Linked DNA regions of Mus musculus: region 1 is linked to region 2. Evidence: chromatin loops called from intact Hi-C (ENCODE). Cell type or tissue: heart. All regions are shown on one strand. Each heading gives the region's core, and the rest is flanking DNA. Links, peaks and the distances in the headings are about the cores only. Region 1 has its middle 55 kb from the start of Ccl25. Region 2 holds the start of Ccl25 (chemokine (C-C motif) ligand 25).

Evidence for each region. Peaks named below come from ENCODE experiments on the same cell type or tissue, not always from the same donor. Only the 100,000 strongest peaks of a DNase experiment are listed, where the experiment ranks them.
Region 1: it touches region 2 in a loop (2.9-fold over the local background); 3 of 42 quality-filtered maps call a loop at or near these places.

The regions. Positions count from the first base shown.
Region 1 is chr8:4,396,803-4,412,287 of GRCm38, reverse strand. No RefSeq gene overlaps it. Among named protein-coding and RNA genes, the nearest start is that of Ccl25, 55 kb to the right of the region's middle. In heart, for the core only: no CTCF peak of the experiment used is centred there; DNase peaks (open chromatin) are centred at 7,227 and 7,707; H3K4me3 peaks cover 1,254 bases; H3K27ac peaks cover 1,405 bases.
Region 2 is chr8:4,344,657-4,360,141 of GRCm38, reverse strand. Ccl25 (chemokine (C-C motif) ligand 25) reads right to left here and starts at 10,554. Exons shown (of 6, transcript NM_009138.3): 1 at 10,487-10,554; 2 at 10,248-10,370; 3 at 6,142-6,259; 4 at 5,939-6,051; 5 at 2,453-2,549; 6 at 122-660. The coding sequence starts at 10,320. The coding sequence ends at 627. In heart, for the core only: no CTCF peak of the experiment used is centred there; no DNase peak of the experiment used is centred there.

The sequences.
Region 1 (15,485 bases), core at 3,770-11,769, 52 kb before region 2:
AATCTATAAACAGACAGTTCATGGTTGCTAGGAAAGTAGAGATATTTCCTTCAGTAGGCTAGCCACTGGTAAGGAAGCTTTTGCTGTCCATTTCCCCATGACAATGGACTGTACCTTTCTGGAACAGTAGGCCAAAATGAATCCTTCCTCACTGAATCTGTTCTCTCAGGGTGTTTCTAAGTCTGCAACAAGAAAGGAGCATGGTTTTTGGCATGAGAAGTGCCTCCATAGGCTCATGTGTTTGAACCCTTTGTCCCCTGCGGTTGGCTCTGTTTGGGAGTTTATGCAATCTCTAGGACATAGAGTCTCATTGAGGATTAAGATCATGCAGGGATTAAGGCACTGAAATCAAGCTTTGACACTTAGCCTTGACCCACTTCAAGGTCTTATTTCCTGTTCCCTGTGTGCTGTGGAGATGTGATATTTCAACTTTCTGCTGCCGTGCCTTCCCCACTTTTATGGACATCTAGCCTGCTTGAATGTTGTTTTTGTCATAGCGTTTTATCATAGACACACACACCAAAAAAAATAGAACAGTAATTAAGACACAGACTGAGCCATTTGCCCAAGCTCCGGACACTGGAATATCAGGAGGACACGTCTAAAACCAGAAGAAGAAAGAGTTCTGGTGTGTGTCCTCACTTCCAATCTCAGTCCTCACCCTGGTTGTGGAATATGGGTGATGTCAAGGATATCTTAGAGCCTCAGTTTCATCATCTGGGTAATAAATGTCAGCAAAGCCTCAGGAACATATTGTGAGAGTTAAAATGTACACACAAAAGGGAGGTGGGGTGTACTTCCATAGGTGTATTTCCATAGGTGAACAGGATTTCATGGGGGTCAGCTGCATTCCCTGCCTTATCTCCTCCTCATAGCCTTCCCCAGGTCCTCATTCACACTCATTCCCAGGCATCAAGCCAAACTTATCCAGCCATGTGCTCCAGTTTCCCTTCCACCGGCTGTTCCCCGGGTGCAGACAAAGAAAGCCCTGTCCCTAGCCACCCACCCCAGCAGGCCCGGCACACTCTATAAACTTGACTGTAAGTATCCACCCTCCCCCACCCACCATGTCACTATTATTGGACTTATTGGAGTCACAGCTTGGACCCTAAGATTGTCAGTTCCTAGATAAGCCAATTAAAATGGCCAAATTAAAAGGAAAGTGGGAGAGGGTAGATTTATTCAATGTTGACCACATTGGGAAGACAGACGAAGGGATACAATGATCCCCTTGCTCCCAAAGTCCATCTCTGGGATTCTCAAGAGGTTACAGTTTAAGTAGAGGCCACAGCTATTCATGCCTAAGCAGTCTCCCATCGAGGTGTGGTCCTGTCCACCACTGACCAGTCAGTGTCTCTTCTGTAAGAGGTTTAGAAATCATAAATGTCTTTCCAGTTGAAAGCCTCTCCTCTCGCCCTGGTTTTAGGCTCTTCTCTCCTCCAAACATAAGAGACCCAAGGGAATTCCAGTTTTGTGGGGATCCATTGTTGCCACAATCTAGCGATCTAAGCCAGGGCTGCAAGTGTCTCTGCAAACTGTCTCCAGTTCAGCTTAAACAGTCAGTCAGAACACCCAGTCTCCAGCCTCAGCCTTAGGCTTTTGAGAACACCCTACCTACTCTTTCCAGATCCTTAGCTCTGGCTCACTCCCAGCGCTTGGGAGGCAGAGGCAGGTGGAGTTCTGAGTTTGAGGCCAGCCTGGTCTACAAAGTGAGTTCCAGGACAGCCAGGGCTGTACAGAGAAACCCTGTCTCGAAGAAAAAAAAAAAAATCCCTTCACTCTAGGCTTGCAGCTTTAAATCCTGTCCCTCAAAGGAGCCTCTGGGGATGCACAGAAATCAAAGGATGGGATCTATAGAAGTGTAAGCGATGGGCTGGGCTTAATGAGAATGACATGGGAGGGTGTGAAAGGGGGATCTCAGTGGTATGACATCATGACCTCAACCAGTAACAACATCACTATGAGAACAGGGAGAATGTGAAAACATTTGATGTCAAAAGGTGGTATGGGGCTGGTGAGATGGCTCAGCAGGTACGAGCACCCGACTGCTCTTCCGAAGGTCCTGAGTTCAAATCCCAGCAACCACATGGTGGCTTACAACCATCCGTAATGACATCTGACGCCCTCTTCTGGTGTGTCTGAAGACAGCTACAGTGTACTTACATATAATAAATAAATAAATAAATAAATAAATAAAGGTGGTATGGTGGTAGACATCTGTAATTCCAACCCTTGAGGGGATGAAGCAGGAAGATCAGAAGTTCAAGGTCATTCTCAGGTCCATAGGCCAATCTTGGTTATCAACTTGACTACATCTGGAGTCAAACCCCAAACATCTGGGCACGCCTTCGAGGGATTTTCTTAACTGAATAGCTTCAGTTGGGAAGACCCATGCTAAATCGAGGCCACACATTCTGGTAGCAGAAGCCCACCAACTGTTTATAGGATCCCAAATGGTCAGCCCTTGAAGCATATACATACAAATAGCACCATACAGAATGAGCAGGTGAAGGGTTGTGGGTCCTGCGTCCGCTCTGCCACAGGACTCCTCAGGATGCCGGGAGTTTACCCCACAACATCCCTTGGAGGCTGTTGGGCCATAGGGAAGTCCTGGGACACCACTAAGGGGGCGGAGGAGCACAGTCTGAGATGTGGGACCGCCAGAGCCATGGAGTTCCCAGGCTCTTGGACATCCAGGCACCGCTGGAAGTCACAGAAGATCTGAGAATGGAATCTGGGCCCAAGGGCTGGGCCTAGCCAGGGTAGAAGAGAGTCCCACCGGGAGAGTCCTTGGCTTGATGGCTGCAGGTTTGGGCTTGGTGCAATTATGGCTGGGAGTGCAGTGAGACCTTCTACGGAGACTAGACAGTGTCTCTATAGGCAAAGCCCTTCTCCAAGGCTCCCCACGGTGGATCCCGATGAAAGAGGTGGTCTGTGGTTCTAGACCATTTATTGCCATGATGGGAAGTAGATGTATAAAACCATATCCCATTCTCAGGGTGGGCCTGAGGAGTGTTGGGGAAGAAGAGCTTATTGGCTAAGCCCTCCAGGCCTTTAGGTACCTCATTAGAATGGAGCTCTCTATCTTGAGCCTGAGTGACCATACTTCATGTCACTTTTCCTCATCTACATGTGGAGGTCTTGGGGCATTGCCCTTACAAGACTAATGGTCACAAAACTATGCAGGGATGCAGCTAGTGACAGGTGCCTGGTGCCCGGGAATTCAGGATCTCCGAGGCTTCTAGCCTTACATCGACTGGGAACCAGGCTACCTTTCACAATCCCACAAGCTGGTGGTAGTTCTGTATTTAGGAATTATATGTGTGTGTGTGTGTGTGTGTGTGTGTGTGTGTGTGTGCGTGCGCGCGCGCCAACAATTAAAGAAAAAGAGGCTGCGATGGGGTGCATGGAACAGGTGGGAGGAAGAGAGGGAAGAGGTAAATATATTCACCAAAAATATGCATATAAAAAAAAAGACCACAGAAAAGGTCTTCACTCTTGCTGGCAAGTTCACCTATCCTTTCCAGTACTAGAATCAATTTTATTGGGGTTCCAATGTAGGTTGAAGACCAGCAGCTCTCTAGGAATCTTCTCTGCAGCACTAGATTGGGACTGCTGAGACACCCAGCCTGGTGTGTGAGGAGCAGGTGTGGCAGCAGTCCCTAGATGGCGCCCGGGACTGCAGCTAAGTCTTATGACTTGCACTTGACTTCCTCATACACCTGAAAATAAGCCACGACCATCATGAGAGCTGCGCAGGTGCACCATGATGCTGGTGGTGTAAACAAGTCCATATTTGGTGGAGACATACCCCTGCCGCCCTGATTGGCTGAAGCTGTGTGCCTGGTGAGGTGGCGTGGCCAGAGTGGATGGGGGCTGAGAGTATATAAGCAGACCTCCCTGGGTTCCCGGGGTCCCCGTAGCAGCATCAAGGCGTTCGTGCAATAAAGGCTGTTGAGAAGAATCCGACCGTGTTGTGTCTTCCTTGCCGGCCGAGGTGGGCGCAACACTGGTGGACTAAACAACTACCCAATTCTTAAAATTTCCTTTGTGAGACAGCCATTGTTGGACTTCCAAGACCATAGCCTGTAAACCATTCTAATAAACCACAGGTATGCATGTAGCCTTGCTGGCACGTATACATACACACAGAGAGACACAGACACACACACAGACCCACAAACACACTCATTCTATAGTTCTGTTTCTTTAGAGGAGTCGGACTAATACAGTGAGTAGGAGAATAGCATAGGCTATATGAGACCCTGCCTTAAACAATCAAATACCAGAGAACAAAGACTCTTTAGAGATTGCTCAGAGAGTAAAGTGCTCACTACTCAAGGACAAGGACCTGAGTTCAGGTTCCCAGCACCCACATAGAAGTTAGAGATGATATTGCACACATGTAAACCCAGAATGAGGTGGGGGACAAGACAGGAAAACATCTGACAACTGCTGACCAACCAGTCTAGACAAAAACAGCAGGTTCACTGAGAAGCCTTTTCTCAAAAAAAAAAAAAAAAAAAAAAAAGACAGGGGTCATCAATATTGCTTGGTAGGTAATGACATCTGCTACCAAGATCTGATCCTAGGCATGTGATCTGAACACCTGGGCCTGATTTCCAGGAACTATAAACTGTGTGTAATCTATACCCATGCACCTCACACAAACATAACACAAATAAAACACATGCAATTAAAAAATTAAGCAATACTTGACCTATGTTGACTTCTAGAAGACACTCAAGTACCAGAGACCAGATAATTTGTAAAGAACATAAGCGTAAACCAGGCATGGTGGTACTTGTCTATTCTCTTGGCACTTGAAAGGCCCAAGCGCAGGGCCTTCAAAGCATTTCAGGAGGGAGTCTAATGTTTGGTGACAAAGGACAATGTGTATGAATGTATGAGATAAAAGATCCAGACATGGTCGTCCATGTTTTCAATCCTGACATTCACAAGGCTGAAGCAGTTTAAAGCTAGCCGGGGTCACATAGCAAGACTCTGCCTCCACAAGGAAATTAAGCAGAGAAGTATAAGGTAATAGCGGACACAAGGTAGCAGTGGGATGTCAAGACAAGATGGGTTTCAGTAGGACTTGGTGCAGGTCAGAAACAATAACAGGAAACGAGAATTCAAGAAAAATTGGCTCCGTTTCTAAAGTGCTTGCATTGCAAGCATGAAAATCTAAATATGATCCTTAGAGTCTCTGTTTTTAAAAGCCAGGCACAGTGGCACAAGCTTGCCATCCTCCATGAGGAGGAGGAGATGAAAGATCCCTGGGGCTTATCATTCAGTCAACCCTGCCTAATTGGCCAGCTCTGGTCCTGTGAGAGATCCTTTCTCAAAAATGAGATGATGACTCCTGAGGAATGACACTTGAGATTGCTCTCTGACCAGTACACATACACACATACATACATACACACACACACACACACACACACACACACACACAGAACCTGTCCTGGTTTGCTTTATTACTATGATAAACAACACATCTAAAAGCAACATAGTGAGAAAAAAAGGGTTTAATGGAAACAAAATAAGATATGATACACTAAAGTCTTATCTTCAAGCCTGTCAAGTTGAAAGCACTCAACACCACTTTAAATTATTTTTGTTTCATTTTTTATTTTGGTTTGGGTGTGTTTATTTGTTTTGTTTTGTGTGTCTTTCAGGACAGGGTTTCTCTGTTTATACCTAGCTGTTTTGGAACTCACTCTGTAGACCAGGATGGCCTCGAACTCAAGAGATACGACTGCCTCTGGGATTAAAAGCATTTATCGCCACCACCTGGCACCACTTCAAGTTATTATGCTGTATTTATTTTCAATATTCTGGAAGTGCTATGATGATGCACGGTCAGGACATTTAGTTTTGGGGATTAAACAGAGTAAGCTAATGTCTGGGGGACGGGAGATTAAAACAAATTGGGCTTACTAGCTACACAGAATTTTGCTGGGTGGAGTTAACAATTTTAGATCCAAGAAACAGCTTCTGTCAAGACCCCATATTCAGGATTATTGGTGGTATGTTCCCAAAGAGGTGAAGAATTTGCCAGAACTGTCAATGAGAGAAATGTCTCTGTAGTCTGGGGGATGCAGCTCAGCCATAAAGAGGAGCCGCCTAAAATCCCCCCACTAGGGGTTAGAAACAGGCTCATCAGTAGAGCACTGGTTTTAGTATGTGAGGCTCTAAATTCAATCTCCAGAAATTGAGCTGAAATGCTGAATTCTACATCTTCTCTATGCTAAAGTCTTTATTTTGTCTCAAAGGAAGCAAACGGTGTCCAGGAAGATAAACCTGAAGCTATCTCTCTAGTCCGCACACTCATGAGTACACACATATAAAACTAAAGAATTGCATACATCTCTGAGAGATTTGAAGTGGAAAGACACATTTTAATTCAGATCTTTGGAAGTGAGAAGGTGCCCCTTAAGTCTGACCCACACCTCTGGTGAAAGCCTATGTAAAGTACATGGAAGAAAGAAGCTCTTGTCTGTTGCCCTCGCTCTTGCTGGCAAGTTCATCTCTTCACTGGCATTAGAGCCTACTCCTTCAGAATTCTAGCCTTATACAGAAGACCAGCTGAGATAGCCAGCCTCATGGACTGAACTACTGGATTCTTAAACTTTTCTTTGGACTTAGCCATTGTTGAACTAGCTGGACCACAGCCTGTAAACTACTCTATATACATATATGTGTCTCACACACACACACACACACACACACACACACACACACACACACCTGTTCTATTCCTGTTCCTCTAGGGAACACTGACTAATACACAGGTGAATTTCCAGTGCCACACTTGGAATTCTCCTTGCCCCATGAAGAAAGAGGCAAGAACATGGGAGACTTCCCAATTAAGTCTCAGGACCTCCCTGTGCCCATGGCCTTTTGATCACCTCACCCCACCTCAGGGCCACCCCCAACTCTATTGTCACTAGTAACGTGCCCCCTAGGAGGCTCCAATTCCAGGAACCCCTTGCATCTTTGCAACTCTTTGGAATTGCAAGCCAGCTTCAAGCCTTTCCTGGCTTCATTCTCCCCGCTCAGGCTCAGAAGTGCAACCGCACCCTCCCTCAAACTCCTCCTTCAATTCGGAGCTCAGCCTTCCCAGGCTTTCGCCTTGCTTTCTCAGGCGTGGTACTGAGAAGGGGTGACCACCGGGAACGCGGAGGAGGAGAGGTCCAGAAGTTGCCAGAGGGCGCCTGACCGACTGGGACCCGGCCAGGGATTCCTTTGTCTGCAGCCCTGCATATACTGGCCCAGCCCCTTCCTTTCTCCAGTCTCCTGGGCGCACTTTTGTAGGGTGCCGGGAAATCAAGTATTCTGCAGGAGAACAAGGGTTTCCAGGTTCTGAACCGCAAGTGAGGGCGGAGGACCACTCCGAGGGTCCAAAGAAGTTCTGTAGTTTTGTCGGCTGCAGATCGCTGCACATACACTCTCAAGGGTGTCTCCTTCCTGGAATTCCTGGTTCTCGCTCAGGCAGAGGTGGAAGCGATAGGGAGGTGGAGAAGCGCGAATCTTCCTATACAAGTTCCTTTGAGGCAAATCATTCATTAAACAAACCCTGGGGAAATAGTTTTAGGAGCTGGAGAGTGTGGGAGGGTCCAATGAGATCTCTCAGTCTCTACTCTGAGTCTCTCCCGCCCCTGCCTTATCTCCCTTTGCTCCCCACCCCCATTCCTGGAAGGTGGCGGTGAGAGCGGAAGCTGCCAGGAGCAAGGACTAGCCAGGAAGGTCATCAGATTGAATTGGAATCAGGACAGTCATCCCCTTCCCCGGCCAGTTCTATACTACCACGCTAAGTCAGCAGTTCTCAGCCTTTGGCAAATTTCCACTTCCATTATGATTCATAACAGTAGCAAAATTGCAGTTAAAACGTAGCAACAAAAATAATGTAATGGTTGCGGTCACCACAAGGAAGATTGAGAACCACTGTTCTGAGTTAACAACAGTTTAGTAACGTCTCATCAGACTTTCACTTCATCTCAAGGTCCAGTTTTCACTCTGCAATCTGTTTTTGAGACAGAGTTTTACTATATATAGCGCAGAAGGCTTTGAATCCACTATCTTTTTGCCTGCATTTCCCCAGATGATGACACGTGTACGCACTGTGTCAGGTTTATGCAGAGCTGGCTGGGGATCAAACCCAGCTTTCATGAATGCTGGGTAATCACTCTGCCAACCGAGCTACGTCCCCAGTCTCCACCCAAACTATTTTACAAAGGAAATATAACACACTATTTTTATTACATTTTAGAAATGTATTTAGTTGGGGGGGGGCAGGGAAAGCATGGCTAGAGGTCAGAGAACAATTTGTGGGAGCTGGCTCTCTTCACTGTGTGGGTCCAGGTGGATCAAACTCAAGTTCTCAAGTCCTTTACTGGGCTGAACCTTCTCACCAGTCTACGCTTTTGAAGAATCATCTCAGTCTGGAGTAGAGCAAACCTTATCTTGCCACATTCATTCTTCCTGGCCAAGGAGAGAGCCAGCCATTTTGGGAGATGGGGTGGGTGGGTAGACATTGTATCCTCTTACTAACCATGTGATAGTCTTGCTTTGCCCACAGGTGAACTAGATACAAATGTCAAAATACCCAGCTGTCTCCTTCTACTTACTCATTTAAGTGTGGGATGTGTGAGTATGTGTGCATGTGTGGTATACACATACACACATACATACACGTGGAGGCCAGAGGTCAACCTCAGGTACTGTTCCTCAGGCACTGTCTGCTTTGATTCCTGAGACCTGCAGGGTCTGACCTAAGATTCCACAAGTAGCCTCGACTGTCTCGCCAGTGAGACAGAGATCGGCCTGTCTCCTCCTCCCCAGTGCCAGGATAAAGAACATGCACCACAGGGCTATGCTGTATGTCTCGACGTCAGTTCCGAGCAATTGTCGATCGTCCAGAGAGCTTAGGTTCAATTCCCAGCACCCACGTGAAGTTCAGTCCCTAGGACCCACTAAAAAATGATAGCTCTGAGCATGAGAAGACAGAAGGATCCTGGGGCTCATTCACCAGCCAGCCTAGCCTACTTGAGGAGTTGAGTAGAGCGAGAAGTCCCATCTCAAAACAAAACAGGGCAATGGCTCCTGAGAATGACTTGTGACCTCCACATGCACATAAACATGCACATGTACACATGCGTGCACATACACAAACACACGAAAAAAATAATCATACCTCTCTCAAGAAGCTTGCCTTGGATATTATTTACCTTCCCTCCCAAGCTAGAACCAGTGTCTTTCCAGGTGGCCTCCCCACTGCTCTTTACCCTACGGGGCGCCTCCTCACCATGCAGTTCACCCGGAGCTGACTCTGCTTGCTCCCTGCATCCTCCAAAGACACATCATGACTCTGGAAGGCCCATGTTGGAGAATCTGGAGCCTTTCATACAGCCTGGGACCCTCCAGCTCAGATCCGGTTCTATCATGCATGGAAAATGGCCAAGGCCACTGGGATGGGGCCCCGGAACCTGCTCAAGTCCAGGTCATGTAAGATGAGGCGGGCCTGACATCATTTTGCAGGGATGCCTGATACCTGGGATGCTGAAAGGCACCTGGGGTATGGGCAGGGAAGGACTATCCTAGGGTGAGAAGACAGGTGGCGACATCACCCTTTTTCTCCCAAAGACCCTATATATGTGGTCCCCACTTTCATGCCTACTGCTGCCCCGGATGAAGGACAATGCCTGGCAGGAGTCAATGTATTGTTTGTGTTGAAGCATGGAAATGGAGGGTACAGAGAGGGGTGCTTGGGGGTCCACCCAGCCACTTGTCAGCAATCCCAACCTTGACCACATATGGAGTTGGAACTTAGGCTGAGGTTGCTGGGTGAGCTGCACTAGTATCCCACACTTTTGTCCTTAAACTCTAGAGTGACATGCTGCCTTTGATTCTCTCTTTTAAAAGTTTTTTTTTTTCATTTATTTTGTTGGGTGTGTGGGGCAGGCTGTGGTGTACATGTGGAGATCAGAAGGCAGATTCCAGTAATATGTTCTCTCCTTCTACCCCCTAGGTCTTGGGTATCAAAAAGTCATCCAGCTTGGAAGCAAGCACTTTACCTCCTCAATCATCTTTTACCCACCTTGCATTCGTTTCTTTTGCCATCCCACATTGCCATTCTGTCTCTCTCCTGTCCTCTTCCCTGACTCCATGCTTCTTTGGGCGCCTCACACTGTCTTTATGTCAACCTCACATCTTCTTCCCAAAATCAAGCATCTCTACTTCTAGATTCTGAATCCCATCATCAGAGACCCCACCACTCCAGCCTCTGTGCCACACAGTTCAGCTCTCTTGCCCAAATCACCTCTCCTGATGATCTAGCAAAATCTTGGAACTGTAGGTTATACCTCCTTCACAGACTAGATGGAGACTTGGAGGGTGTCCCATGTATAAGGGTGTGAATAGAAGTGTGGCTGGGGAGGACCCACTGACTCACCCTGGGGCTTCTGCCAGCCTGGCCATCATGGGCTTACGAGTGACATATAACTTGAGTCCTTCCCTTCTCTCTTCCTTCACACCTTCATCCTTTTTTGTTCTTCCTCCTACTCCTTCCTTAAATCCCACCCACCCATCTTTCCTGACACATCCTCCCAAGTGCTGAGTTGATATATGTACTCTATCACTGTACTGCTGGGTAGGAGTTAGTTGTTTTATGTGTGCATGTTGAGCATGTGGAGGCACGAGTGCCATGACTCATGTAGAAGTCAGAGGAGTTTTCTGGAGTCAGTTCTTTTCTTCCACCTTTACATAAGTTCTGAGAATTAAGGTCAAGGCATCAGGTTTATGTAGCAAGTGCTTATTCCCAATGAGCCATCTCAAAGGCCCAGGGCCCTGATCCTGATGCTGTATACTGCCTTTCCAACTGTCTGCAGGCACACCTGCGGCAATGGTTTTTGCTCCCAGCCCAATCTGTGTACCTGTGTGGATGGGACCTTGATCCCCAGCTTTGGAGTAAGTAGAAGTGAGTGGGCAGTGGCCTCTTGGGGGAGGAAGAGAAGATTCTAGGAACTTGAATGTCACTAGGAGCCTAGGTTGGTTTTGTTTTGCTGGACCTGGTCAGACCCTCATGGAACATCGTTACTTCACTGTATGTTTCTAATGATCCATAGCATCATTGGGGTGTAGCATGAGCTGTGTGACTGGGGGAAGCTGCCGAGGGAAGTCCTGTCTACACTGAAAGACCCACAGCATGAGGACTCCCCCACATTCTGACTCAGGAGAGGCAACACCCCAAATCACTCACAAGAAACGGTCTTGATGCAAACTGCAAGAGGTTTATTCAGGAAAGACCAGTGCACTGGGGACAACTTGTATCCCACGCAGGGGTAGAGGAGTCGACGATGAGCTCAAGGGGTAAGGGGTTTATGTAGACACACAAACCACAAACACCTGCCATTGGGCTATAAAGGCAAAAAACTGCAAACTCCTGACATCTTGGAACAATGGGGCTATTTTGGACACAGGTCTAGGGGCTTAAATAATGTTTTACTCTCTGTCAGGATCTTTTAATGCCAGAAAGGCTGTATAGGCACTGTGTGTGGACAACATGAGTACCTGGATTGCTGCCCTCACTTACACATTGGAATCCCAGATGGTGGGTCCCTTCATCCCTTTCCCACTCTCCATGACAATTCATCTAAGATCAAAGATCAGAGGTGACAAGCTCATTGTACAGTCTCTGTGTGAGTGGATGTGTGTGTGTGTGTGTGTGTGTGTGTGTGTGTGTTGTTTAGGGGGTAGTTTGTGCAGATGTGCAAGAATGCGTGGATATGTGCCTGTGGAGGCCAGAGATCGATGTTAGGTATTTCCACCAGTTGTTCTCCACTTTATTTTTTGAGACAGGGTCTCTCATTGAACCTGGAGCTCATCTATTCAGATAGGATACCTAGTCAGTGAGCTTTCAGAGACCCACCTGTCTCTGGCTCCCTAGCTATGAACTCACAGAGACCATTGCTTGTAGTTTTGGCATGGGTGCCAAGAATCTGAACTTAGATCCCCATGTTTACACGACAAAGCCCTTTACTGACTAAGCTTCCCCACATTATCCAGTTGGTGGGTATCTCCGGATAAAGAAAGGCTTACTTAGGTTCCAACCTCCTCTGCTTCTAGGAAACCTTCAGTCATCCTCCCCTATCTGTCCACAAACACTGTAACAGAAGTCGCTGTATCAGGCCAAACCTCTGTGCATGTGTATATGGATTCACGGGGCCTTGGTGTGAGAGAGGTACTGAGAAGAACTTGGGGAGGAAAATAGGCAGTGAACAAGAGATGGCTGGATTCTGGGCAGATAGCTGGCTCCTTTGCTACTCCCAGGGAAGTCTGAGAACAATGACTTTCTTTTGCTTATCCACTCTGCATAGCAGCTGTTACTCATTGGCAAAGAGTGAGGCACCATGGTGAGTCCTACTTTGGAAAAGCTGGTGTTGGTCTGGGAATAGGAAGAAGAAAACACTAACCTTGGGATTAATTGCCATAATAAGGGGGATCTGAAGGTCAGAGAGGTCAGGAATCATGGGGTCAAAGAGGGTTTTCTGGGGAAACGACCTCCCAGCTGACTCTTGAAAGGTTTTCTTTGTTTGTTTTGCTTTTGGGTTTGGGGTTTTGTTTTTGTTTTTGTTTTTTCTGTTTTCTATGTTTCTATGAAGGCCTCCTAGGGATATCAACCAAACATGGGATACCACGTTGCAGTAAGACTAGGCATATCCATTCATATTAAGACTGGTCAAGGCAACCCAGTAGGAAAAAGGGGTGGGGATCCCAAAAGCAGGCAAAAGCTTCAGAGACAGACCCCACTCCCTCTGTTAAGAGTCCCACAAGAATACCAAGCTACAAAACGATGAAATATATGCCTTTATGTGTATGTACTAATGCTACAGAGCATGCAGAAGTCAGAGGGCGACTTGCAGGAGTGAATTCTCTTTCCACCATGTGGGGTTTGAGGATCAAACTCGGGCTATTAAGCTCGGTGGCAAGTACATGTACTCTCTGAGCCACCTCCCAAGTCAAGATTTTCACATCTTAAGACAAGTCACACTGAGTTACCCAGGTAGTCCTGGATTTTAATATTTGGTCCAGGTTGACCTCAAGCTCACGCTTGATCCTCTTGCCTCAAGCTTCTCCTAGGCTCACAGGCATGTGCCACCATGCTCACCTGAACACTGGCTCTGAAAATGATTGGTAGGTAGAGCATGGATGGACAAACTTCTTTATTGAAACCATTTTTTTTCTTTTCCCCACCCCACCTCTACCATCACTGGCCCTCTGTCTCTGTCACTAGAGATTGGACTCAGTTCTTGCTTGAGAGCTAATCTGGCACTCTACAACTGAACCATGCCTCCTTCCACAGCCCTAGGAGATTCTAGGCAGAAGCACTACCCTTGAGCCACTCCCCAACCGCTCAGTGAAGAATTGTAGGCTTGTGTTTAATGATTAGCCATGTCCCAGGCCTCTTTTTACCTAAATTTTTTTTGAGATTTTAAAACATTTTATTGAAATTACTCACTTTTTTTTCCATTTTTATTAGGTATTTAACTCATTTACATTTCCAATGCTATACCAAAAGTCCCCCATATCCACCCACCCCCACTCCCCTGCCCACCCACTCCCCCTTTTTGGCCCTGGTGTTCCCCTGTACTGGGGCATATAAAGTTTGCAAGTCCAATGGGCCTCTCTTTGCAGTGATGGCCGACTAGGCCATCTTTTGATATATATGCAGCTAGAGTCAAGAGCTCCGGGGTACTGGTTAGTTCTTAATGTTGTTCCACCTATAGGGTTGCAGATCCCTTTAGCTCCTTGGCTACTTTCTCTAGCTCCTCCATTGGGAGCCCTATGATCCATCCATTAGCTGACTGTGAGCATCCACTTCTGTGTTTGCTAGGCCCCGGCATAGTCTCACAAGAGACAGCTACATCTGGGTCCTTTCAATAAAATCTTGCTAGTGTATGCAATGGTGTCAGCGTTTGGATGCTGATTATGGGGTGGATCCCTGGATATGGCAGTCTCTACATGGTCCATCCTTTCATCTCAGCTCCAAACTTTGTCTCTGTAACTCCTTCCATGGGTGTTTTGTTCCCAAATTTAAGGAGGGGCATAGTGTCCACACTTCAGTCTTCATTCTTCTTGAGTTTCATGTGTTTAGCAAATTATATCTTATATCTTGGGTATCCTAGGTTTGGGGCTAATATCCACTTATCAGTGAATACATATTGTGTGAGTTTCTTTGTGAATGTGTTACCTCACTCAGGATGATGCCCTCCAGGTCCATCCATTTGGCTAGGAATTTCATAAATTCATTCTTTTTAATAGCTGAGTAGTACTCCATTGTGTAGATGTACCACATTTTCTGTATCCATTCCTCTGTTGAGGGGCATCTAGGTTCTTTCCAGCTTCTGGCTATTATAAATAAGGCTGCTATGAACATAGTGGAGCATGTGTCCTTCTTACCTGTTGGGGCATCTTCTGGATATATGCCCAGGAGAGGTATTGCTGGATCCTCCGGTAGTACTATGTCCAGTTTTCTGAGGAACCGCCAGACTGATTTCCAGAGTGGTTGTACAAGCCTGCACTCCCACCAACAATGGAGGAGTGTTCCTCTTTCTCCACATCCACGCCAGCATCTGCTGTCACCTGAATTTTTGATCTTAGCCATTCTGACTGGTGTGAGGTGGAATCTCAGGGTTGTTTTGATTTGCATTTTCCCTGATGATTAAGGATGTTGAACATTTTTTCAAGTGCTTCTCTGCCATTCGGTATTCCTCAGGTGAGAATTCTTTGTTCAGTTCTGAGCCCCATTTTTTAATGGGGTTATTTGATTTTCTGAAGTCCACCTTCTTGAGTTCTTTATATATGTTGGATATTAGTCCCCTATCTGATTTAGGATAGGTAAAGATCCTTTCCCAATCTGTTGGTGGTCTTTTTGTCTTATTGACGGTGTCTTTTGCCTTGCAGAAACTTTGGAGTTTCATTAGGTCCCATTTGTCAATTCTCGATCTTACAGCACAAGCCATTGCTGTTCTGTTCAGGAATTTTTCCCCTGAGCCCATATCTTCAAGGCTTTTCCCCACTTTCTCCTCTATAAGTTTCAGTGTCTCTGGTTTTATGTGAAGTTCCTTGATCCACTTAGATTTGACCTTAGTACAAGGAGATAAGTATGGATCGATTCGCATTCTTCTACACGATAACAACCAGTTGTGCCAGCACCAATTGTTGAAAATGCTGTCTTTCTTCCACTGGATGGTTTTAGCTCCCTTGTCGAAGATCAAGTGACCATAGGTGTGTGGGTTCATTTCTGGGTCTTCAATTCTATTCCATTGGTCTACTTGTCTGTCTCTATACCAGTACCATGCAGTTTTTATCACAATTGCTCTGTAGTAAAGCTTTAGGTCTGGCATGGTGATTCCGCCAGAAGTTCTTTTATCCTTGAGAAGACTTTTTGCTATCCTAGGTTTTTTGTTATTCCAGACAAA
Region 2 (15,485 bases), core at 3,662-11,661:
TAGCAAAGATGGCTAAATAAAGCGGGTGGCTGGTGGGTGTCACAGGAACCCTGATATATAACAGGTAAGTCAGAAGTATAGGCACTAATCCCCTGATGGCATACTGCACACTAGACATCACTGTCAGTCATTACTTTTTAATAGCTTTTTAAGTTTTTATTTTTTAATTCTTTGACCATTTCACATGTGTAGGCACTCTCACACACTCACTATCCTCTCGTTCCTCTCTCTCCTGTTAATGTCTTCTTCCTAACAAGCCCCTCCTACCAAACTATTCATATCCTTTTCTTTTGTATGTGGCTATTGCATTTAATTAGGGTTGCTTGCCTGAGCACAGGTTGGGGATTATATACTGAACTATGGGCAATTTACTCAAGTCACACTTCAGAAAGAGAAAAAAAATTACTCCCTTCCCTCAGCAATCATCAATAGCCAATAGCTCCTTGGTGAGTGGGAGGGCCTTTAGCGCAGTAGTTCCTTCCTCATACATGCTGAGACGTTGGTGGGTCTGGTCTTGTACAGGAAACTGTAGCTTCAGTGAGTTCATTGGCACTGGCATGCCTAGAAGACGGCACTTCAGCAGACTCCTCCCATCCTCCAGCTGGTGCTTACTCTGAGTAATTAACTTAATTGTTGGTCTTTCTGGGCATCATCACCATCCTGTGAAATAAACAATGCTAGTACTGTTCCCCTTCTGCAAATGGGAAAACTGGGGCTCTGAGAGTTTGAGTGTTCAATGGGATCAGTTTCATATGGCTGTACCCTTAACCTTTGGAATCACGTGTAATTTGCACGTAGATGGTGTCAGATGGTTGACTATTGAGACCCATATACTGAGAAGAAGGAAGCAATTCCCAAAAGTGGCCTCTAGCCTCCACTTGCTCACGGTGGCATGCACTCATGCACTCTCACACAAATGCACACACACTAAATATGTGTCTGTGTTACATTGAAGCCAAGCATGATGGCATGTATTTTAGAGGTTAAGGTAAAAGGAGCTAAAGATCCAGCCACAGCTACAGAGTTTATTCAAAGCCAAAGTGGGCAACTTAGTGAGACCTTACCTCAAAATACAAATTATAAAAAGGCTGGGGATGTAGGTCAGCAGTAGAGTGCTAGCCTCGTTTTATAAGGTCTTGGGTTCAAGCCTTATTATTGCAGAAAGAAAGAGAGGGATAAGAGGGAGGGAGAGAGGGATGAAGGAAAGAAAGTCGAAAAGGGGTAAGGGAGAAAGAAGAGGCTAGAAGTGTGGCTCAGTTGGTAGAGTGCTTGCCTAGCATGGTGTTCCATCCCCTAGCACTGCGTGAACCAGCATGGTAGTACATGCCTGTGACCACAGCACTTGGTTGATAAAGACAGGAAATCAGAAGTTCAGGGGCATCCTTGGCTACATAGGGAGTCTGGGCCAGCCTGAGGTACATGAGACTCTGGTTGGGGAAAAAAAAACAGAAAGGAATGGAGGAAGAGGAAGAGGAGGAGGAGGAAAATGAAAAAAAAAGGAAGAAAGGAGAGGGGAAGGAGGCAAGATGATTCAGCATTTGCCACCAAGGCTAACAACCTGAGTTCCAGCAGAAACCTACATTGTAGAAAGTGAGAACTGACTCCTGAAAATTGTCCTCTGACTTCCAACTGGAAACACGGTCACACACACACGCACACGCACGCGCGCACACACACACACACACACACACACATGCACACGCACGCGCACACTGTGGCAATTCTGGTTTAAAAGCACAGAAATACAAGAATGTGCTTTTGTTTTAATCCCAGATATATGTGTGAGGCTGCTTCAGATTGTTGTATGCTCTAGCAGAGGCACAGTTTTGCCAGCTGTAGATAGTTCTGTGATTGGGTGACCTCTGGAATTCTTGGAACTTTTTAGAGGATATATAAATGCTAGGGCCCTTAGAAGTGAGGTTGGTTATTGGTCGTTTAGGGAAATTGGTTCCAGTTTGTTAGTAGTTGTGCTCAAAGAAGAAACAAAAGGAAAGAAATTAGATTCAGAGATCTCTATTTCTCTCTCCCCTCTATCTTCTTTCTCTCTATCTAGTGATAGGTGAAATTGGAAGCCAGGGATAAAGGGTGGGAGAAGAACCCAAAAGTAGCAAAGACCAGCTATAAACACACACACATGCAATGGTCAATCAATGTAAACATTTTTTTAAAGGGAAGAATGGAAAACAGAAAACGGGGAGGGGGGGAGAGAAGGGAAGGGAAGGGAGAGAGAGCAAATAGTAAGTGGTATGAGAAGACACTTTCTGTTTGCTGATAGTAGATCATGTTTCACATTTGGCTTTATTGATGCTCCCTACACCAGGTAGAGGGATGAACAGCCACCTAGGAAGTTCAGGGTATGACCAAAGTCCCGGGTAAGGCCCCTGTTCCTAAGAGTAAATCCCTGTCAGCAAAGTGATTGGTGGAAGAAGGCCCCGTGCTCAAGAGTCTTTACCTGGGATGACCTAGGGTGGCACTCCTCACGCTTGTACTGTTGGGGTTCTCCACCTTGGACTTCATATGGTTTGACTTCTTCCTTTCAGTCTGAGAGTCTGTTGAAAAGTAGAGAGAAAAAGACATGTGTTCCAATGGGAGTTGTAGAGATGGCTCAGTGGTTAAGATTACTTGCTACTCTTACAGCGGACTAGGGTTGAATACCTTCTGATGCCCTCTTCTGGCCTTCACCGGCACCAGACCAGAAGAATGGTACACACACTTAAAAACAAGCATGCATACACAAAATTAAAATAAATTAATTTTAAGTGATTTTTAAAATTTTTTTTTGCTTTTTTGAGACAGGGTTTCTCTGTATAGCCCTGGCTGTCCTGGAACTCACTTTGTAGACCAGGCTGGCCTCGAACTCAAAAATCCGCCTGCCTCTGCCTCCCGAGTGCTAGGATTAAAGGTGTGCGCCACCACGCCCAGGTAAGTGATTATTTTTTAATAAAAGAATTCTAACAGCTAGGCATGGTGCTATAAAGCTGTAGCCCCAGCACAGGGCTGAATCAGTGTGATAAAGTTTGAGCCAGTTTGTGCTCATAGCCAGCTCATAACCAGCCAGGGTTACATAAGGACACCTTTTGTGGCAGTTTCTTCTGAGCTTAAAGCCATCTTAGATGAAAGCTATTAAGACACAACTTGCAGGGAGGTGAAACAACAGGATATGCTGAGCGGAGGTGAAACACATTAGGAAATTCATTAGGTTCAGGAAGTAAACAATTGAATAGCTTCAGAAAGACCCTGAAACTGATCAGATGCACCCTGCCACTCCATTCCCAAAGGTATATAAGCAGGAAAGACTACTTCAAAACATTCAAATTTAGCTAAGCAAGTTCGCCCCAGACCAGCCAAGCCTCCTGGATGAGACACTCTCCAGCTTGTTTAGCTGCCTGCAGGGTATCCAGTGTACTCCTGTTTTTCAGCTTTCTTGATCCAAGAAAAAAGCGGGGTGCGTTTTGATGAAGGTATGTTTAGTCATTTCTGCCTTTGTAAGTTAACTCCTCACCCCTATTTCTGTAAGTAACCCCAGTAGAACTCATTGATTCCTCAAGTTATATTTTGATGCATGTGGCTCACAAACATTTATAATGGGATCCAATGCCCTCCTCTGGTGTGTTTGAGGATAGCCACAGTATACTTGTATACATAAAATAAATAAATAATACGTTATAAAAACTTTTCCAAAAAAAGATTAAATAAATAAATAAATAAATAAGGAATCTCCTCAATGCCTGAGCTGGCCCCCGAGATCAGACCACAAGATTCCCACCAATCACAGGTCATTCTGGAAACCTCTGCCTCAGCTCTTAGAAACCCTATATAAGCCTGTCCCCTGCCCAGCTCCTTCTCACACAAGACTGTCGAGGAAGCCACCCTCCCTCCTGTGTCTTTTTCAATAAATTTCTTGTTTGAGGTTTGTTGTGTAGTGTGACTAATTGCCAGGATACGTCTCTGCTCTGAGCTGTAACACAGTGTGCATGTGTGTGCATACATTGTTTCTCACGTGTGTGGGCTCATTTCATATGTGCACATGTGCACGCGGAATCAGAAATTATCCTCAATTGTTCTTTGACCTTTTTCACTGAGGAAGGATCTCTCAGTTAAACCCAGAGCTGACAGTTTATTATGTGAAACACATGTCTCCATGCTCCGAGGCTAGAAATTCAGGAAAACCACCACAGCCACCCAGGGTTTATATGGATTTCTTAGGATACAAACTTCGTACTTGGACATTAAGCACTTTAACAGGTGAGCTGTCTTCTTAGCCCCTGGAGAAAAACTTAAGTCAGTAGTTAAAACAAGGATGTACGGGGAGAGAGAGCGAAGTTGGTAAAGTGCTTATCATAAAAGCCTGAGGACCCGAGCTCCGTCCCTAGCGTCCATGTAGAACCCAGGTGTGGTAGTAATTTGTAAGCCCAGCACTGACGAGACACGAAGCCAAGGTCTTGAGTTCACTGACCAACGAGCCTAATTGGAAACCCTCCCATCCCAGTAAGAGGCGTGGTCTCAGAAAACAAAGTGGAGGCAGGTGTGCGGGCACACACCTTTAATTCCAGCACTTGGGAAGCAGAGTGGGCAGATTTCTCTTGAGTTCAAGGCCAACCTGTTCTACATAATGAGTGTCAGGGCTACATTGTCTCAAAACAACAACAACAAACCAAAAGCAAAGAAATAAAAAACAAGATAGGCCTGGAGAGAATTGGTTTTTCTGTAAGCTTCATCACCTGAGCTTGACCCTCATGCCCTGTACAAAACAGGTGTGTTTCATGGCACCATGCGAGGTTCCAACAACCCTATCCAGGCCAACACCTATGAACCACAAGGACCAGCCAGGCATGATAGCCCAAAGGCATGATGTATGCAGTAGTGACACACTTCTTGGTGGTAACCAACAGTTCTTTAATTGGACTTTAGAACTTCTCAAAAAGAGCAACATCGGGCTGGTGAGATGGCTCAGTGGGTAAGAGCACCCGACTGCTCTTCCGAAGGTCCAGAGTTCAAATCCCAGCAACCACATGGTGGCTCACAACCATCTGTAACAAGATCTGACGCCCTCTTCTGGAGTGTCTGAAGACAGCTACAGTGTACTTACATATAATAAATAAAAATAAATCTTTAAAAAAAAAAAAAAGAGCAACATCATGCCTGGTACTGGAAACCCAGCAAAGTCATGGCTCTTGGAAAAGACCCTACAACCACCACTCTCCTAAGCCAGCACCATCCCTAATGACATTCTAAACATTTGTTACCCACAGATAAGTGCAGTTCTCACTAAGAACACTTCTTGGTGCAACAGCAACCACTCCAGAAGGCTAAACTAAACAAAAGGCAGAGTTGTGCCTAGTCCCAGTGGACACATCTATAAACCCTGCACCTAAGGCTCAGGAAACATTGTGGAAGAGGGAGCAAAAATATGTTAAGAGTCAGGGGCCCAGGGAGTTTGCAACAATAGACATGCTAATGTAGATGGGAGCAGTTGGACCCCAGGAGGCCTTAGCCTTAGACTAAAGAATTCTGGGGCCAGGCAGTGGTGGCTCACCCCTTAATCCCAGCACTTGGGAGGCAGAGGCAAGCGGATTTCTGAGTTTGAGGCCAGCCTGGTCTACAGAGTGAGTTCCAGTACAGCCAGGGCTACACAGAGAAACCCTGTCTCGCAAAAAAAAAAAAAAAAAAAAAAAAAAAAAAGAAAAAGAAGAGAAAGAAAAAGAAACCCTGAATAAAACAACCGTCATAAACACAACTGTTGCAAACTCATTTGCATGTAGCACACACACACCAAAGACAAAATGGAAGGCCTAGAGATGTATCTTAGTTGTAGAACACTTACCCAGAATGCTGAAGGACTCAATGCACAATGCTAAAAGGGAGAAAAAGTAAAAAGCATAGGAAATATATAATCGCTGTTTTTCTCCCTGAGATGTTGGCCTGAGGCCTTACCCACCTGAGGCGCTCTTCCAGTGGACTAGCCTTTTCCTAGCTGTCAAGATTCTCATCGCCCTCTTCACATTCATGTCCTCTGGATTCCCACACACTACTTTCTGGCGGAAGTAGAATCTACAGAAGGTGGGAAGATGAGTGCCAAGTTAGGACATGAGGATCTAAGGCAAGCATGATGCCCTCCCAGCAAAGGGAGGTCCTGCTCACCTCACAGCACGTAGGTTGCAGCTTCCACTCACTTCCTGCTGGTGATAATTCCTAGCATGCCGGAGAACATTCCATTTGATCCTGTGCTGGTAACCCAGGCAGCAGTCTTCAAAGGCACCTACAGAGCAAGTGAGATGACTCAGTGGGTAAAGGTGCTTGCCTCCTAAATTCAATCCCCAGGAACCACATAGTAGGAGCGAATCACAAATTATCCTCTGACATCTATACACATGTGGCACATGCATGTAGGTGCACACATGTACCTGAGAACTACAACACACACACACACACACACACACACACACACACACACGAGTCATAAGGTCTAAGCTAGAGTCTAATACCTAATAAAAGGACATAGTAATAAACTCTCCACTCCATTTTTATGTATAGCTCATAGGTTATACCCTCATCAGAGAAGCTTCCTTTTGTAGTAGATGGCAGTTATCCCAGAGACCCACAAATGATCAACTTTCAGGAAAAGAGACTCTGGAATTCCCAGCTATAAATGAGACATCTATATTATACTCCCTAGCCACAAGGCTCAAGGATTATCTCAGAAGAGTGGGGGCAGAAAAACTGTAAGACTTGGAGGAAGTAGACATCCTCAGGGAAAGAATAGTTGCTGGGCATGAGAAGGCCACTGCACTGTAATGAGTGCACAGACCCACCCAAGATTAAGACAGCTAGAATCCAAACAAGGGTGGATGGGTAGCTGACCAAGCCAGCTCAGTCAGTCAGCAGGTCTCCAAGAGGGAGGGAGGACTGAAAAGAAAAAGACAATTAGACAACACTATAACATGACCCCAGCCAGTTCTGAAGCTAAAGCTGGTTCATTTTTTTCCAGTCTGCTTTTCTATCATTCTAGGTACATGCAAAGAATATGGTCAGTCCTAAAGCATAAACAAAATAGTCAAGGAGCAAACAAGGCATAAACAGATAGTTAAGGAACAAACAAAGCACAAACAAAGGCCCCTTGGTTACTATATTCAGAGTCTTTTTTGTTTGTTTGCTTGTTTTTGTTTTTTCAAGACAGGGTTTCTCTGTGTAGCCCCAGCTGTCCTGGAACTCACTTTGTAGACCAGGCTGGCCTCGAACTCAGAAATCCACCTGCCTCTGCCTCCCGAGTGCTGGGATTAAAGGCGTGCACCACCACGCCCGGCCTATATTCAGAGTCTTAACAAGACCCATCAATATACAAAGATCACATTTCTCAGCTGTATTCATCTTGTGCCTACTTTCTTGTCCTAGCCCAAAGTCAAATTCCTGCCAAATTCCTAGAAGGGGGCCCCCAAAGCTCTCCAAAGACAGAGCACACTAAGTCTTAACCCTGGCTGAAGAGCTACTGGAAACCGGTGGCTGCTAAGAGAGGCTCAGTTTTCTTCAGGGATATAATCCCTGAAAGACCATCAATGTTCTAGTAGATGACAGATCATGAAACTGGATGAGGAAAGTGGTGGGGGATGAGGTGATATTGGGGGAGAGGGGAATAGGGAATGGATTTGATCAAAACATATTTGCACATATGAAATTCTCCAAAATAAATCACAAAAAGGTACCTGTAACCTGACAAGCCAGTCACACACTTGATTCCAGGTGTACATCACTAGCAGGATAACCACAGATGTGAGCATACATGCATGTTTGTGTGTGCGTGCATGCATGTGTGTGCACACAGACAGACAGACACACACACACCACCTTCTAGATACAGAGGTCACCAGGCTGCCTTGGAAAGAAAGCTTCCTGGCTTGTTCTCAGCTCTTGATATCAGGGCACTGGCAGGAACTATAGAGTGTAGGTAGGCAAAGAAACAGCCCAAAGTCCCTTCTATTTCTGCTCTGAGGTAGAGAACAGGTGCACACCTGGGGCACAACCAGTACAGCCCTAATTTCCTAAAAGTGGTTATCCAGACATTGAGGCACATGTGTATCTTTAAGCCCAGCTGGGACAGAGGATAAGGAGTTTGAAGCCAGTCTGAGCTACATGAAACCTGTCTCAAAGCACCTAGATGGTACTAGGACTATTGGCAAAGTGTTTGCCTAGCTTCCATGAGGCACTGGCTTGGATCCCCAGAAGTTCATAAACTGAGTGCGGTAGTACATTCCTAGAATCCTCGCACCTGGGAAGTAGAGGCAGGCAGATCAGAATTTCAAAATCATCCTCAGCTAGGAAGCTAGTTGGAGACCAGCCTGAGATATATGAGACCCTATCTCAATTTAAAAATATAAAAATTAGCTAGATGTAGCAGTATACACTTTTAATCCCAACATTCAGAAGGCAGAGGCAGGCAGATCTCTGAGTTCAAGGCTAGCCTGGTCTACAGAGTGTGTTCCAGCATAGCCAAGGCTATACAGGAAAACCCTGTCAAAATTTTTTTTAATTAAAAAAATTTAAAGGCCACATGTGTGGCACATGCCTTTCATTTCAGCACTCAGGAGGATCTCTAAGCATTTGAGACTAGCCTGGTCTACATAGTGAGTTCCTGGACAGTGAGTTACACATAGTGAGAAAGCTCTTGCCACCAAGCCTGATAACCTGAGTTTGACCCCATGGATCCACAGAGTGAAAGGAAAGACTTTGCAAATTATCTCCACATGGGCACTGTGCATACTGATCCACACACACGCGCACACAATAAATAAATAAATGTAAGTTGGATAAAAATATAAACAGGTTATTCAACTTTCCTGACCATCTCAGCTCCAGGTATGAGTCAGCTTGTCCCCATGTTGAATTAACTTAAATCCCTTTTCCTCTCTATACTCATCTCAGTGGCTGCTAAACTGACCTAGCCATTCTTTGCCGATTCCCCTGTTAGTCTAACAAGAGCTTAAAGATTTCTTCTTGGTACCAAAGAGCCATACAACACAGACATGAATTAGACCTAATGCTCAGGAGTATCTCAACCTGGTAGGGAAGCCAAAAATGTTATCTACATGAAAGAAGGTGCACTGGAGCTGGAGGAGGTGCCCAAGGAGGAGGAGATGATCCTAGAAAGTTCTGAGGAGAGAAGCAAATGAATAAAGAAAGTTGGCAAGACAGTGGGTTCCTCGATCTGAGGACAAGTAGAGCCTAGTAGAGGTTCAGGGACAGAGTTCATCCTCCTTGCCATTGCTCCACCTTGGCTCTTGAGGACAAGGGGCAGTGGTGTCAGATAAGAAATGGGACTTCAGGGATCCCTGACAGGTGTTTTCCAACACTGGGGGCCATTTTTCTCCCAGGATCAAAGGGCAGAGGTTGGGAGTGGCCCAGATAGCAGAATGGGAAAAAAAAAAAAGCCAAGCTTGGCTTTCTATGGGTACGGTGGAAGCTTGAAGGTGCACGACCTGTCTGTAGAAGAGCAGGCAAGGCAAAAGCAGGGATCCTGGTCCTCAACCTGGCCTGGGATTTTGCCTTGACACCTGCTGGGACTTCACAGTTTTTTCTGAGATGAAGCACCCAGTGACAGGACTCTTGGGGGATGCTTCATGCCCCTGAGAACTGGCCTTGGGTAACTGAATCCTCCAGTACCTGCTTTCCAGGAGGCCAAGAAAGAAGACAAAGATGGTTCCCTGACCACAGGGCTGGGAATCCTGTTGCAGCTGAGAGTATTTTGCAGTTCATTGGATCCTTAAATTTTCATTCCTGCTTAGCAGATGGGGACACTGAGTCCCACACAGAATAATCTTAGCCCCTTGCCTAGATTACACAGGGAGGAAAGGCAGGGAATGCAGTCTGGAGAGTCTTCAGGGTTCTGAGCTTAACTTCACATCCCCTAACTAGGCAGAAGAAGGGCATCAAAATGCATTTCTGGCTAAGTGAATTTCTCCTCAATTGGAATCCACCCTCAGGTTCCTGCAGCCCCTAAACCTCTTGAGTCTTGCAAAGGAAGCACTTCAGAATGAAAGTGAGGGATCTGGGAGTAAGTAGCTGGGGACACTTCATCTCTACCCATCTACCTCCAGTAGTACCAGGAATTCTTGTTATGCCCAACCTCCCAAGAGACACTGAAGAGTTCAAAGGATACAGAATACAGGGAGACTTCAACAAGTGGAGAAGGACAAGTGAGAAGAGAAAGCAATATGCCCAAACCGGGGCAAGGTAGGTATAGCTAAGGACAATACCTTGGGCATGGACAACCGGCATCCAGGCCCCAACAAAACAGGCAACCAGGCAGGCAAAAAGCCACAGTTTCATAGTGAAGGTTAGATCTCCTCTCCAGATACCTGAAGGTTTAAGGGGGCCACCTATAAAAGTGGAAGGAAAGACATCAGTATCTCAAGCCACCCCTGGAACTCTCTGAAAGAGAGGCAGATGGCAAAGGACTTGCTCTAGCCTCTGCTGTAGTCAGAAAAAGACTCACCAATGCCTTTCTGGTCCTGAGAGCTGGTGCCTGCTTGTAGCGTGTATTGCCTATGGGATCAGTGAACTGGCTTCATTCTTTATAGTCAGAGCCCCACCCTGCAGTGACCTGCCCCCTCTCTTCTCTCCCTCCCTCCTCCTGCTCCTCCTCTCTACCAGCTCTGTGAGACTTGGGACTTCTCTCTCCTTCAGATAGACCAAGTCCTATTTTACATCTGTCTCTGCAGGTTACCTGCCCCATGAACCTTGAGGCACTTTATGCAGCCAGGCCTCTCAATCAGTATCCCCTCCCAATACCTTATTATGTGAGGTCCAATACTGTCCGCAGCCCTCTCCCTTACAAGCTTTTTATTCCATCTCCTCACGGATCTTTTTATAGTTAGCTGCGTTTAAAAGTTTTATTATTTCTAATTTTTATTATTATTTTGTACATGAGAACAGGGCACACATAAATCATGGCGTATCTGTGGGGTCAGAGGACAACAATCTATTCTTTCCTTCCACCTTGTGGGTCTTGGGGATGAAACAAAGGTCATCTGATTTGGTGGCAGGTGCCTTTACTCACTGAGCCACGGAGCCATCTTGCCTTTTCTTGCTCTCTTGCTCTGTCCTGGCCTTAACACGTTTTCCTGAAATTTCATAATTTCTTTCTTTTTCTTTTCCTGTTTGTTTGTTTGTTTGTTTTTGTTGTTTGTTTTTTTTGAGACAGACTTTCTTTGCGTAACAGAGCCCTGGCTGTCCTGGACTCACTTTGTAGACCAGGTTTGTCTTGAACTCACAGAGATCCGACTGCCTCTGCCTCTGCCTCCCAAGTGCTGGACCATAATGTTATTTTTTAGTTGCTGAATAAAATTCCAGTTGCTGGCCCACTTTTAAAATTGTATTTATTTGGGAGGCTGGGGACATGAGAACCATGGTGATCTGGGGGCAACTTTGCAGAGTCAGTGGAGCTTGGAATCAAAGTAAGGTCATCAAGTTTTGCAGCAAACTCCTTCAGCCAGCTCCCGGTCTGGAAAGGTACACTTTCAGTGGGGCAGTGAGTGATACGGAATGAAAGCCATTCTAACAAAACTGTTTGTAACCACAACACTGGAAAGAAAGTAATGTTCTGGTTTGGAATGTGAAGCCAGGATCCAGGTGACAGCGTCTGTTGTCTGCAGGAAGCAAAACAAGATTCATTTTGAAAGCATTTCTTCTTTCCTTTGGTTAACTTGACCCTCTGGGGGATAGGGGCAAAGTGTTTAGGAAGATGGGGCGGGGCTGGACGGGGCGGGGAGGAGGAACGGGGAGGCCTGCCACAAGAACTCACAACTAACCGCTTTTAACTTTTCATCACTCGCATCCGCAGCTAGCGACACGTCCTTTCTCTGGGTATTCCTCACACTCCGAACCTCCTGTTGTATTTAATTCTACTTAGTCGGGGTCTTTTGCCCTCTCCCACCCCCTACCCCACTCCGCGGGGCAGTGGAGGGTGCTGGCCGGCTGCAGGTGAGTGAAGCTTAAGGCCCCCCAGGATGATTAGAGCTTAGAGTTCCACACACCAGAGCAAGTCATAAAGCTTTGGTCTGTGTTTGGAGAATAGCACCAGGGGGCGAGTTTTGAGGAATGGCACCTGAGGATGAATCTTGATGGTGTAGATTTGAGTAGTTTTGGTGGGTAGAACTTTACAGCCAGTTTTCAAATGAGGAAGATATAAACAGAAGAGCTTATGAAACCAGGGGGTGCTTTCTGGGTGGGGCTTACTCCGAGGGTGTGGCGTGCAATCCAGCCACTGCAGCAGATGGAGTCTTCTTGTAGAGGGGATGCAAGCCCTCACCCCTACCCTTCAGATCCATGAGCTTCTCAGGTTCCTCGGCTTCTGGATCTGGGTGGGTGAGGCTGGGTTAGGACGCTGCTCAGCGTGGCTACAGGCTTGGAGACGCAGCGTGGCAAACCAGAACCTACTGAAGCCAAGTGTCAGGGGGAGTTACTAGGAATGTGTGCCCATTTTCCCCAGCTTGGGGGTCAGGGCTTGACCCACTAGCACCCTTCATAGGGAAGAGGAGAGGAAGTCTAAGCGAGTAGCTTGTCTGCTCAAGATGTAGACAGGACTGCGAGTAGGAGACAGGATGTTCAAAGGTCCCAAGGATGTGAATTAAAGACAAAGTGCTAGGCTGGGAACGTGGCCTAGGATGTATGAAACTTAAGGTTCTAACATTACTTCCACATAAAACCGGTGACACAGATCCGTAATCCTAGCATTTGGAGAGTCAGATGAAAATAAATATCACACACACACACACACACACACACACACACACACACAGAGAGAGAGAGAGAGAGAGAGAGAGAGAGAGAGAGAGAGAGAGAGAGAGAGAGAGAGAGAGAGAGCAAGCGAGCATGGATAGCTTAAACATCCAAATTCAAGGTCTGCCTGGACTGCAGTGAGTTCAGTGAGTTTAAGAGCAACTTAGTGGCCTGGAGAGATGGCTCAGCGGTTAAGACCACTGACTGCTCTTCCAGAAGTCCTGAGTTCAAATCACAGCAACCACACGGTGGCTCACAACCATCTGGAATGGAATCCGATGCCCTCTTCTGGTGTGTCTGAAGACAGCTACAGTGTACTTGTATAAATGAAATAAATCTTTCTTAAAAAAAAAAAAGTGTTCCTGTCATAAATAAGTTCATTCCTGCTTAATAAAAAAAATCAAGACACTTATTTGTTTAAAAAAAAGGATCTGCCTTAAAATATCAAGTAAAAACGAGGGCTGTGGTAGAGTGTTTGCCTAATATATACCCCAATACCGACTGGGGAGCCCTCTGAAATGCTACAAGTCCAGCCCTGGAAAGGCCAAGATCAAAAGTCTTAGTTGTATAGTGAGATCCCCCTCTCAACAGCAAGAACAACAGAAATATTGTCCATGAAATCAGCAGTCCTGCCATGGCAGAGGGCTGTAGAGCAGAGACCTGGAGGTCATCAGCAAAGGTGCAGGGATGGGCACTGCCTGAACATCCTGGGCTGAAGTGGGCATTCTCCTGAAGTCGTTTTTACCTGTCGGATCCTCGAGTATCCTGAAGTTCTACTGGTAAGAGGCATTTGCTAGCCGGACGTGGTGTGGCGCACGCCTTTAATCACAGCACTTGGGAGGCAGAGGCAGGCGGATTTCTGAGTTCCAGGCCAGCCTGGTCTACAAAGTGAGTTCCAGGCCAGCCAGGGCTATACAGAGAAACCCTGTCTCGAAAAACCAAAAAAAAAAAAAAAAAAAAAAAAAAAAAAGAGCCATTTGCTAAGACTTTGGCAGCCCTGGCTGTCTGGGAAAAGCAGCTGGAAACCCTTCTCCATAGCTGCTCGTTTCACAGGGAGGGAGGGATACTCTGTACTCCAGACACCTACCAGCCAGTCCTCACTAACCCTGTGTCAAGCTGCTGCTTTACCGTTTATTTTTTTCCATTTTTCCTGTGTGTGCATGCGCGCGCAAGTTTTTGCATATGTGTGTGTGTGTGTGTGTGTGTATGTGTGTGTATGTGTATGCGTGTGTGTGTATGTGTGTGTATGTGTGTGTGTGTGTATGTGTGTGTGTGTATGTGTGTGTGTATGCGTGTGTGTGTATGCGTGTGCGTATGTGCGTGCGTGTGTATGTGTGTGTGTATGCGTGTGTGTGTGTGTGTATGTGTGTGCGTGTATGTGTGTGTGTGTGTATGTGTGTGTGTATGCGTGTGTGTGTATGTGTGTGTAAGCCTGAGGTTGATATCAGGAATTTCTGTCCACTGTTTTTATGCCGATTCACTGAGGCAGGTTCTGGCTGTCGAGCTCATACCTCCCTGATATGGCTCGTCTCACTGGAAATTGCTCCAACATTTCATTTGATTTTATTAATTTTTTGAGACAGTGTCTCTCCAGTGCAGGATAGCCTTGAACACCTGATCCTTCTGCCCCTACATCCAAAGTACTGGGATTATAGGCATGCACCACCATGCTTACTTTATAAGGTACTGGGAATAGAACCCAGGATTTTGTGCATAGCAAGCTTCCCTTTTGGTATGTTTAGGCTTTTGTTTATTTTTAAATAAATACATTAAATAAACATTTTAAATAATGTGTGTGTATATCTGCATAAACATATGTGCTGGTCCCGTGGAAGCTAAAGGCATCAGGTCCCCTTGTAGCTGGAGTTACAAATGGTTGTGTGATGCCTGGTGTGGAGCTAGAAAACCAACTCAGGTCTTCTGAAAGAGATCTATCTCTCTCTCTCTCTCTCTCTCTCTCTCTCTCTCTCTCTCTCATTTTTCGAGACAGGGTTTCTCTGTATAGCCCTGGCTGTCCTGGAACTCACTCTGTAGACCAGGCTGGCCTCCAACCCAGAAATCCGCCTGCCTCTGCCTCCCAAGTGCTGGGATTAAAGACGTGCGCCACCACTGCCTGGTGCCATCACTGCCTGGCTGACCTTAAGCACTCTTAACCACTGAAGCATCTCTCCAGTCCTGTGTTTTGTTTCCTTTAACACAGACTCTCATGTAGCCTAGGCTGACCCTGAACCTCTGAACTTCTTGCATCTACCTCCTAAGTGCTGGGACTACAGTGTGCACCCCTACACCTGCTGTTTTTTTTGTTTTTTTTTTTGATGTAGGTGTTAAGTGTTATAGAATGACTATAGATGTAACCCAACTGAATTTTTTTCATTATCACTTTAACAAATGTGTTATTTTCCAAGTATTTGTGAATTTTATGAAATTCCTCATAGTATTAATTTCTAGTTTCATACCACAGGAGGTGGGAAAGAGTCCTAATTACTGTCTGTCTCAAATTTGTTGAGACTTGTTTTGTGCCGAACACACGATCCTTTCTGGAGAATGGTTCAAGTATTCTAGAGGAGGATGTGGACTCTGTAACTTTTGGATGGGATGTTCTATATGTTTTTGATGTTCAAGTATAATGTTCACATATTTTGTCTATCTAATCTGTCCATTGCTGAAAATGGATATTGGTGTACTCTCATAGTCTTGTTTTATCTTTAAATTTA